2 separate regions of the Homo sapiens genome follow, and region 1 is linked to region 2. A link is a contact called in ENCODE Hi-C data. All regions are on one chromosome and are shown on one strand. The core of a region is the stretch at or near the end of the contact, and the rest is flanking DNA. Distances in the headings are between cores, read along the strand shown.

Evidence for each region. Hi-C counts contacts between places; a loop is a spot of excess contacts on that map. Pooled maps may share reads with other maps.
Region 1: a map of naive thymus-derived CD4-positive, alpha-beta T cell shows a loop between it and region 2 (7-fold over the local background). The contact joins the promoter of RIC8B here to the promoter of TXNRD1-AS1 in region 2. A Hi-C loop is called at or near these places in 2 of 168 maps with a recorded cell type or tissue (both naive thymus-derived CD4-positive, alpha-beta T cell) and 12 of 50 pooled maps.

Annotation. Positions count from the first base shown.
Region 1 is chr12:106,772,160-106,777,141 of GRCh38, forward strand. It overlaps RIC8B (RIC8 guanine nucleotide exchange factor B), which reads left to right and starts at 2,523. Exons shown (of 10, transcript NM_001330145.2): 1 at 2,523-2,670. The coding sequence starts at 2,587. It overlaps LOC100287944 (a long non-coding RNA gene), which reads right to left and starts at 2,672. Exons shown (of 4, transcript NR_040246.1): 1 at 2,531-2,672. RefSeq lists enhancers at 1,672-2,223, 2,994-3,043 and a silencer at 2,434-2,663.
Region 2 is chr12:104,277,358-104,282,657 of GRCh38, forward strand. TXNRD1-AS1 (TXNRD1 antisense RNA 1) reads right to left here and starts at 3,486. Exons shown (of 2, transcript XR_007063431.1): 1 at 2,927-3,486. The region is part of intron 3 of TXNRD1 (thioredoxin reductase 1); the gene reads left to right. RefSeq lists a silencer at 4,714-5,008.

The DNA.
Region 1 (4,982 bases), core at 1,273-3,772, 2.5 Mb after region 2:
GCTCCATTCCCAGAGTCTGCTATTGACCTTGGACAAGCCACTTAATTTTTCTGGAACCAGAGTCTCGTCAGTGGTCAAAAGATGACTTGAATTAGAGTCAAAGATCCCTTTGAGTTACAAAATCAGAATATGAACATTTAATTAAAATTACTAAAGTACAACTTCCCAAGTCATTAATTCATCTCGTTTTACATTTTTTAAATCTCTTTTTAGAAGTACAGAGTTGGAGACTAAAAACATAGCCTATTTCTGGCAAACAGACATTTCAAAGACATGTGTCTGAAATGTCAGAGACCTTCTAAAAGAATTCTAAAGAGAAACATCTCTACGGAAATAAGATACTTTGTGCTCGTTTAATATCGTCTCTGGGAGACCCTTGCTCCAAAAATAAATATATGGATACCCCCAAAGCACTTAATTCTGTACTGGACACAGAGCAGGCACCCAAATACTTTGTTAACAGCTCTCAGTTTTTGTCCCAGTTCTTGTTACTTAACTCATCTGACCCTGTTTTCTTATCTATAAAGTGGGAACAATACCTTCCCCAATGATCCATTGAGATTAGAAGTATTAAAAAGTTCTGTAAACTGTTAAAAACAATTGCAAGATGTTACTATTAGCTTAGAAAATTAGCTAACTATTCCATGACCTTACTAAAATGTGCTTTTTGGAGAGATGGATTAAAATCTTTCTGACTTAATTTATTACAGAGCACCTACCCCAATGCCTGACTCAAATATGCTCAATAAATGTTTGCTGCATGGAAAGTATAATATACAGAAAGACCAAAAGCTCCATAAACTCAGGTCCCATGTTCGTTCTTATTTCCGAATTCCCAGTATCTAGCAGAATATCTACCACAGCATAGAAGAAATTCAATCATTAGATAAATAAACTTTTGCCCCCTCTAGTTCCTCTTCAGCACAGCTCAAGAGGGAGAGACTGGTAGGGGAGACATCAAGGATGATTATGGGTAAAGGCTGCTTGGAATGGAAAACTTGAAATTACTTGGAGAATTCATCCACTTTCCATCAAAAAAAAGCTTGGGAGAGCAGAAAGAGCACAGGCTCTGAGTTCAAATTCAGTTTCCAAAAATCTGCAATTTTGATAAATTAACCAACTAACCTCTCCAAGACTCAGTTTCCTCATCTTAAAATGAGAATAACTCATATGGGTGCTCACTAGAATGGAAGCTCCATGAAGGCAGGGACTTTACTTTGGGCCCACTGTATCCACACTGCATTTAACAGCACCTGGGCACAGCACAGGCTCTCAAATATTTGTTGAATGAATGTGTATGAAATTGATTGAGCTAACACAGGTGAAGTATTAACAGAGTGCCTGACACGTAATTACCACCGGGGCAATGGGAATCTTTGTCATCACCACCACCGCTACTGTATCGGTATTATTACAGTTCCCGGAGGTCGTAGAGCGGCCGCTTCGGGGGGAAAGGCCTGGTTTCAAACCTCGACTTTCCCATTCTCTGGCCGTGTGACTTAGGATAAATTACTGAAACTATTCGGGTTCCTTTTTATTTCCACAAAAATTTGTGTTGGGAGAATTAGAGGATATAGGGAAATTACCTAAGAGAGTCTGGAGCCCCGGTGGCACGAGATGCATGCTAGAGATTAGTATTAAGGCAGAAAATCGCCGAGTCCTCTTTTATCCAGATAACTGCCTTCAATTATTTCCCACATTACTGTAGCTGAGTACATAACAAGAACGCAAATAAGGGTGGAAGGAATTCCCGAGACCGAAACCGCTAAATGAGAAAAGGGAATTAAACCGTGCTTGACAGTTCCCACCAAGGGATGGCAGTTTCCGCGACCGTCGGCCAGTCCAGCCAGCCCAGCCAGCCGAGACTGAAGCAGGACAGTCAGCGACATAACGAACAAAACCGAAGCAGACGCTTAGACCCTCCCTCTAACGGTCTCCCCGCCGCTGGCCTCAGGCGGCCGCCAGACTCCCGTTTCCGGCCCTCGCGGTACCACAGTTCCCAGCATGCCCTTGGCGGGAATTCTTTCCGGCTGGATGACTACCAATCCCAGCATGCCATTCGGCACGCCAGTAAATTAGATGGAAGAGCGGGATAGCCCCATTGCATGCAGGGAATTGCAGTCCATTTAGCGGCTGGTTCATAGATGGGCGGGGAAGAGCCGGGTTGCTCTAGTCCTTTGAGAATGATTCATAGAGGAGGGTCAGGAAAGAAGAACGGTTCAGTCTGTGAAAGCCCCCTTAAAAGACTGGACAGTTCTCCGAGGGAGGGAGAGGCAGGAGAGCAAGCAGGGCCTTGGGCCTGACTCCGCCTCGGTCCGCTAGCCAGGCCTCGACCGAGTCCTGGGCCTTGTCAGGGGCGGCCGTGAGGCGCCGGTTGCTGGGGGAGCGGTGACGTCGCGGGGTGAAAGTTGAGGGGCGGTGACGTCGGGCCGGCCCGGGCGGAGGCTGGCGGGTTGGAGGCAGGACGGAGGGAGGGAAAGAGGGAAGGAAGGAAGCTGGGAAGGAGCGAGCGGGGGCGCGAGGCGTTTACCTGGAGGCAGCGGCTTGGGCGCGCAGAGCGGCCGCGGCTCCCCCGCACCTGCGGCCATGGATGAGGAGCGCGCCCTCTACATCGTCCGGGCCGGCGAAGCAGGGGCTATCGAGCGGGTCCTGAGGGATTACAGCGACAAGGTAAAGAGTCCTGGCCCCGGGCGTGCGGTATCGCACCCCCGGGCCGCCCTCCGTGCTTGCACATCGCATCCTTCCCCACCCCCCTCATTCCGGGGATGCGCATTGCTCTCCCCCGAAAACGTTTCCGGCTTGGGCATGCGTGTTTGTGCCCCCAGCCTTTTCCATCCATGCATCCTGCATCCCACTACCCCCACTGTAGCGCCCACTCCTCTGATTCCTGGCCCAGCAGCTTGACCTCCGGTCCTCCTCTCAAGCGTGCAAGTCACACCCCCGGAATCCGTAGATGTGCATCTGTGCCCCGTGCCCCACTCCTGGATGCATAAATGCATGAGAGGCTTCCTCACCTGTATAGCATAAAAATACGTGCTTCCCTGCATAAACACGGCCCTTGACATGCATCAAATGTATCAGCAACGATGGCAGTTTCTATACGTTTAGCACTGTACGGTTTTCAAGGCATTGATGTCTCATCTATGGTCTCCTTTGATCCTCAGAGTGTTTATAGGGTAGATGGTATCATCCTCCCCATTTTATAGATGAGGAAACCGAGGTGCAAAGAGCTGAAATCACGCCCAAGGTCATGGACATATAATGTTGTAAGTGGGTGGAGAATGTAACTCCTAATGATACCTGTTATTTGTATCGCATTAACAGCTTTCCTATCCATTATCTTATTTAATCTTACAGCAATCCTGTGAGGTATTATCTGCATTTTGCAATTGAGACTCTAGATTGGTTAAGTAACTTGCCCAAGGTCATACTTGGAGCTGGTATTCCAGTTTAGTTCTTTCCACTTCACAACTCTGCGTAAAAGAGTATCTTGTTATAAATCCCAGTCACTTCTCAGAACCTCTTTCCAAGAACCGTTAGCTCTTCATTACTTTTCCTTCCAGGAATTTTACATGCTCACTTCAAAAGATAGCCTACCACACCTTTATCCTTTGGTTTAGAAGACTGCTTTATAGGAATGACTGGCGACTCCCTTCTGTGAAAACACACCCAACACCAAGTCACAACCTAGCTGTTAATGTTTTTCTTTCTTTTGCCCCCGTACATCGTCTCCCCTTCAGTGTTTGCTTTGTGTCCACCACTGCATCCATCCACTTTGTATTACTGACAATTGGTGTCTTATTTTTGAATCTTTTCCACCCGGGGCAGAAATGGCATACTGGTGGCTGAATTCCCGTTTAATCTTCCCAACAACCCTGGGAGGAGAGTGATGGTATTCCCCAATTCACAAATGATAAAATTTAGAATGATAATGTGGTCCCAAGTCCACACAGCCACTGAGAGATAGAGCTGAGATTTGAATTTACGTTGTCCAACTCCAAGTCCAGCGAGCGCTCTTTCTGCCGTACTGTGTTGCTTTCCTTGGGAAGATTCATAGGTTCTATCTATTCATATCTTAGCTCCTTCACTTTCTGATACACTTTATTGTTGAACATGTCTGCCTAATTTAGGAATAACTCATTCAATGCATAGTTGTACATATTGTGGAGATTATGATTTAACCCGATTTATTACTGCTTTCCAGAAAAGATATAAGGCAGCTTCAAACTGATTTTCAGAAGCAAGAAATGCAAAGAGAACTTGGCCATTTGTTGAATCAACTAATGTTTATTTAGCACTTACTATATGCCAGATACCCAGCAATAAATAGGAATTTGTTTCTGTAGGGGAGGAAGGAGGAAAAACCTTCAACTGGATATAATCACGTTCTTTAATATTTCTCCTTCCCTTTATGGCTAAACTAATTAGACTCCAGATTTGCTTCCTCCAATTTATCTCTTCTCATTGGTCTCCCTCCAGATTGGTATCTACTTACCACTCCTGGCCAGGTGCTGTCAGAGCTTAAATCCTGAACATCTCCAGCTCCCCTTTTGTATTGGGAATGTTTTTAAGGTTGTTTTGCATGGTGTGTCTTGCTTAAGGTGGTATCTGAAGTGTTTCAAAAGATTCCCAAACCCTTGTAATTTTGGGATCAAGCCTGAGAGTGCTCTGACTAGATGTGAACTGGGTCAGTTAGCTCTTTCAGAAGAAAGCGCTCCCTTCTTTTTTGGAGACAGGGTCTGTATCTGTCACCCAGGCTGGAGTGCACTGGTGCAATCACGGCTCACTGCAGCCTCCATCTCCTCCCCCCCACCGACCCTCCCAAGTAGCTGAGACTACAGGTGCGTGCAACAGCACTGGGCTAACTTTTTAAATTCATTTTTTGTAGAGATGGGGTCTCACTGTGTTGCCCAGGCTGCTCTCAAACTGCTGGGCTCAAGCAGTCCTCTCACCTTGGCCTCCCAAAGTACTGCGATTATAGG
Region 2 (5,300 bases), core at 2,236-4,735:
CCACTGCACTCCAGCCTGGGCAACAAAGTAAGACTCTGTCTCAAAAAAAAAAAAAAAATTAGTCAGGCACGGTAGTGTGTGCCTCTGGCCAGCTACTTGGGAAGCTGAGGCATGAGGATCATTTAAACCCAGGAGTTTGAGGCTGTGGTGAGCTATGATTGTGCCACTGCACTCCAGCCTGGATGACAGAGCAAGATTCTGTCTCCAAAAAACAAACAAATAAACAAAAGAAATAAAGACAGAATGACTACAGGTCATAGTCCCCTCAGTAGATTCCAGAGTTTTCAGGGTGGATGATTCATGGATGATTTTCCTTGTTTGTTATCAGAAGGTTACCGGGGTTTTTTTTTTGTCCCTACAAATCAAGTTTACCGGATTTACTTGTTGTTTTTACCGGTTTTTAGCCTGTTCCTCACTCTATATTATTTAATTGTAAGACAAACAATGGATTTGGAGGTAGGCACAGTTGGATTTATATACCAGCTCCAACACTTACCTGGTTTGTGACCTTTGGCAAGATTCTTTTTTTTTTTTTTTGAGACGAAGTCTCACTCTGTCACCCAGGCTGGAGTGCAGTGGCGTGATCTTGGTTCACTGCAACCTCCGCCTCCCGGGTTCACTCCATTCTCCTGCCTCACCCTCCCGAGTAGCTGAGACTACAGGCGCCTACAACCACGCCCGGCTAATTTTTTTGTATTTTTAGTAGAGAGGGGGTTTCATCGTGTTAGCTGGGATGGTCTTGATCTCCTGACCTTCTGATCCACCCGCCTCAGCCTCCCAAAGTGCTGGGATTACAGGTGTGAGCCACCATGCCTGGCCTCTGATCAAATTCTTTTTTTTTTTTTTTTTTTTTTTTTTTTTGAGACGGAGTCTTGCTCTGTCGCCCAGGCTGGAGTGCAGTGGCGTGATCTCGGCTCACTGCAAGCTCCACCTCCCCGGTCCACGCCTTTTTCCTGCCTCAGCCTCCCGAGTAGCTGGGACTACAGGCGCCCACCCCCAAGCCTGGCTAATTTTTTGCGTTTTTAGTAGAGACGGGTTTCACCATTTTAGCCAGGACGGTCTCGATCTCCTGACCTCGTGATCCGCCCGCCTTGGCCTCCCAAAGTGCTGGGATTACAGGCTTGAGCCATTGCGCCCAGCCTAATTTTTTTTTTTTTTTTTTGAGATGGAGTCTCACTCTGTCACCCAGGCTGGAGTGCAGTGGTGCCGTCTTGGCTCACTGCAACCTCCACCTCCCGGGTTCAAGCAGTTCTCCTGCCTCAGCCTCCTGAGTAGCTGGGACTATAGGTGCACGCCACCACACCTGGCTACTTTTTTGTATTTTTAGTAGAGACAGGGTTTCACCACGTTGGCCAGGCTGGTCTTGATCTCCTGACCTCGTGATCCGCCCGCCTCGGCCTCCCAAAGTGTTGGGATTACAGGCGTGAGCCACCGCACCCAGCCTCTGATCAAATTCTTAAAGGCCAAATTACCTTTATAAAACTGAGGACCCCCTAACATTTACCTTGTAAAAGCTTTTTTTTCTCCTTTTCTCTGTGAAAAAGATGGAATATACAAATTAACTAAGTAATATCTGCATTTTTACAGATTTAATCTCTCAACAATTATTTATTGATCAATTACTATGTGTGCATACTATATTAAGTGCTGGGAACATGATGGTGAGCATAACTAATCCTGGTCCCTGCTCACATGTGGCTATGTACATCTATATTAATTAAACTTAAATAACATTAGAACTTCACATCCACACCTGTACTAGCCATCTTTTATGTACTTAATAGTCACATGTGGTGAGTGGCTATTGGGTTGGACAGTGTAGATTTAGAATATTTTCATCACCACAGAAAGTCCTCTTGGACTGTGCTATTCTAGAGTGAGGGAGGTGGACATTGATCAAATACTCATAAAAGTATGATTGCAATTGTAGTAAGTACTAGGCAGAAAGAATAGATGGTAACATGAGAACATTTCATAGGGGGATTTGACTTCTCTGTTGGTTTTCCCAAGGAAAACCTGTTCAAACTAGATTTGCTCAATGCTTGGAAGTTAGCAAAGCCCTGTGGTGGGAGGGAGGACAGTAATTACAGGGACTGAAAGCAAGCTAATGACTGAATCATGGGGATTGAGGAGAAGTTTGGGTGAGATGAAGGGGTGGAAGGACCACAAAGGGCCTTGTAGAAAGAAGATGAAGAAGCAGAGAGGCTTAGTAACTTGGCTTTGCAGTTAGTAATAGAACCTGGATTTGACTTCAAAGTCTACACTGCATAATAAGGGTATATTCAACAGACTTTGGTTCTGCAATTATCTCTTTTTGCTCCTTCTTTGGAAATTGCCAAAGTTCCCTCTACTGGATTATTCCTTTAGCATAAAAACATGCTGTAATAATTTCCTTCTTAGACAAACCAAAAAAACCAAAAAGTCTGGCCAGGCACGGTGGCTCACCCCTGTAATCCCAGCACTTTGGGAGGCCGAGGAGGGTGGATCACGAAGTCAGGAGTTGAAGACCAGCCTGGCCAACATGGTGAAACCCTCTCTCTACTGAAAATACAAAAATTAGCTGGGTGTGGTGGCATGCACCTGTAGTCCCAGCTACTCGAGAGGCTGAGGCAGGAGAATTGCTTGAACCCAGGAGGCAGAGGTTGCAATGAGCTGAGATCGTGCCTCTGCACTCCAGCCTGGGTGACAGAGTGAGACTCTGTCTCAAAAAAAAAAAAAAAAAAAAATTCCTCTATCCTACATCCCTCTTTAGCTCCTTTCCTATTGTTGTTTTGTTTTGTTTTGTTTTTATAGCAAAACCCCTTTAAGAGTTGCCTATACTTACTCCCTCCATTTCCTTATTTTCTGTTTCTTGCTGAACTTCTTCTAATTAGGATTTCTTACCTACCACCATTTTCATAAGTGACCTCCATGACTCAGCCCTTACCTTATAGGATTTCTTGGCAGTGCTTGAAATAGTTGATCTTCCTTTTTGGAGCACTTCTTCATTGGCTTCTGAGACACCACACAGTCTTGGTTTTCCTCCTACCTCCTGCCAGCTCCTTCTTAGGCTCCATTGCTGGGTTCTTTTCCCCTTTTGCAGTTTGAGCGTGCCAGGGCTCTGTCCTGGGCCATCTTTATTTCTCTAAATACATTAACTCCTGGGTAATTTCATCTAGTCCCATGGAGTGACAGTTAATTTTATGTGTCAACTTGGCTAGCATACGGTGCCCAGTTGTTTGGCAGATAAAAGCATAGATGTTGCTGTGAAGGTATTTTTTAGATGTGACTTACAATGAAATCAGTAGGCTTTGAGTAAAGCTAGTGACCCTCCATAATGTGGATGGGCTTCATCCAATTAGTTGAAGACCTTAGAGAAAAGATGGAGGTTTCCCAAAGAGGAAGCAATTCTGCACCCAGACCACCGTTAGTCTCAAGATTGCCACATCAATGCCTGCTTGAATTTCCAGCCTATCAGCCAGCCTTGGAGTTTTCAGACTTATCAGCCCTCACAACTGTGTGAGTCAATTCTTTAAAAAAAAGAAAAGAAAAAAATCTCTCTATATATACATGTATCCTATTGGTTCTGTTTCTCTGAAGAGCTGTGACTAATACACATGGTATTAAATATCTTTTATGTTTGACACCAAATGTTTATTTCTAGCCTTGACTTCTCCCTTGAACTCCATACTTACATATCCAACTGCTTAGTCAACCTCTCCATTTGGATAATAATAGATCTGTTAACCCATACTATGGATTTGTCCCAAACTATTGTTTTCCCCCACCTCCCATCTTTCTTCCTCCTCTCTGGGTGTTCCTGCTTTTCATTGAAGAGTGCTATTATTTACCCCATTGCTAAAGCCAGAAATCTAGCGTTATCATTGATTCTCTTTCTCTTACATCTCTTATTCCATCCATCTGTACAACTGTACAACATATATCTGTGCAATTAGCTTTACCTTCAAATGTATTTTTTAACCTCACTAATCAGCCTTTATCATCTCTAGCTTGGACCAGGACAGTAACTTCCTAGCAGGTCTGTATATCTCCATATCTCCACTTTTTTTTTTTTTTTTTTTCTTTTTGAGATGGAGTCTCACTGTGTCGCCCGGGCTGGAGTGCAGTGGTGGGATCTCGGCTCACTGCAAACTCCGCCTCCCGGGTTCACGCCATTCTCCTGCCTCAGCCTCCCCAGTAGCTGGGACTACAGGCGCCTGCTACCACGCCCGGTTAATTTTTTGTATTTTTAGTAGAGATGGGGTTTCACTGTGTTAGCCAGGCTCATCTCAATCTCCTGACCTCGTGATCCGCCCGCCTCAGCCTCCTGAAGTGCTGGGATTACAGACATGAGCCACCGAGCCCGGCCATATCTCCACTTTTAAGTCCCTGCCCTCCTTAGCCTATTTTCCACACAACTGAGCAATTATTTTATCATACAACAATCATTTCCTTCTCTTCTCTTCACACTCTGGCATCTTACCACATTTAAAATGAAATCCAAAATCCTGACTATGGCCTGATGATGGATGTGACCCCTGGCTATTCCTCTGACCTCACTTCCTACCACTTTTTTTCTCACTCATTAGGCTTTAGACATACTGGTTACTTTGTGGATTCTTGGATAAGTCAAGCAGACTCCTAGCTTAGGGCTTTAGTATGTTGAAGCCAGAATAAAAATGTGAGACAAGTCTCTAAATTAAAATTTTTTATTTGGAAAGAAAGAATAGCAATTTGGGGCATATATGCAGACAGGGTGGTCTTCAGTATGTCTGAAGAACAAAGAGAAGGTTAGAGGTTTTAGAAACAGGAGAGCTGTTACATATTGCTCTTCAAGAAAGTTCTTTGGGACTAGTTAGGGTTTGGGGAGCTAGCAAGCTCTGGTGAGTGATGGCAGTGGGCAAAATTAGTCCTAGAGTTTCAGCAAGTTCTCTTAGCATTTATAGATAAAGCTGGTCTCAGGTTACAACAGGCAGTTTCAGCAGTCAGGCTTGCAGAGAATTACATTCTTGGAGCAATGTTTTGTACCCTGAGTGCTTTTCCCCCTAGCCCCTTGGCTCTGATTTAATTGGGAATGACAAGAATGACCCAATTTTATGATCAGCTTTCACAAGTACCTCCTCTTTCCTCTGCTTAGAAAGATTTCTTCCCTAGGTACTCTCATGGCCTGTTCCCTCATAGCACTGTGGGCTCTGCTCAAGCATCACATTCTGAGATCTTTCCTGACTTCCCTACCCTACTTTATTCTTCTTCAAGGTACAAAGAACTCTTTCAGAAAAGCTTTGTGTGTGTGTGTGAAGGAGAGCAATGAAATGGGGTGG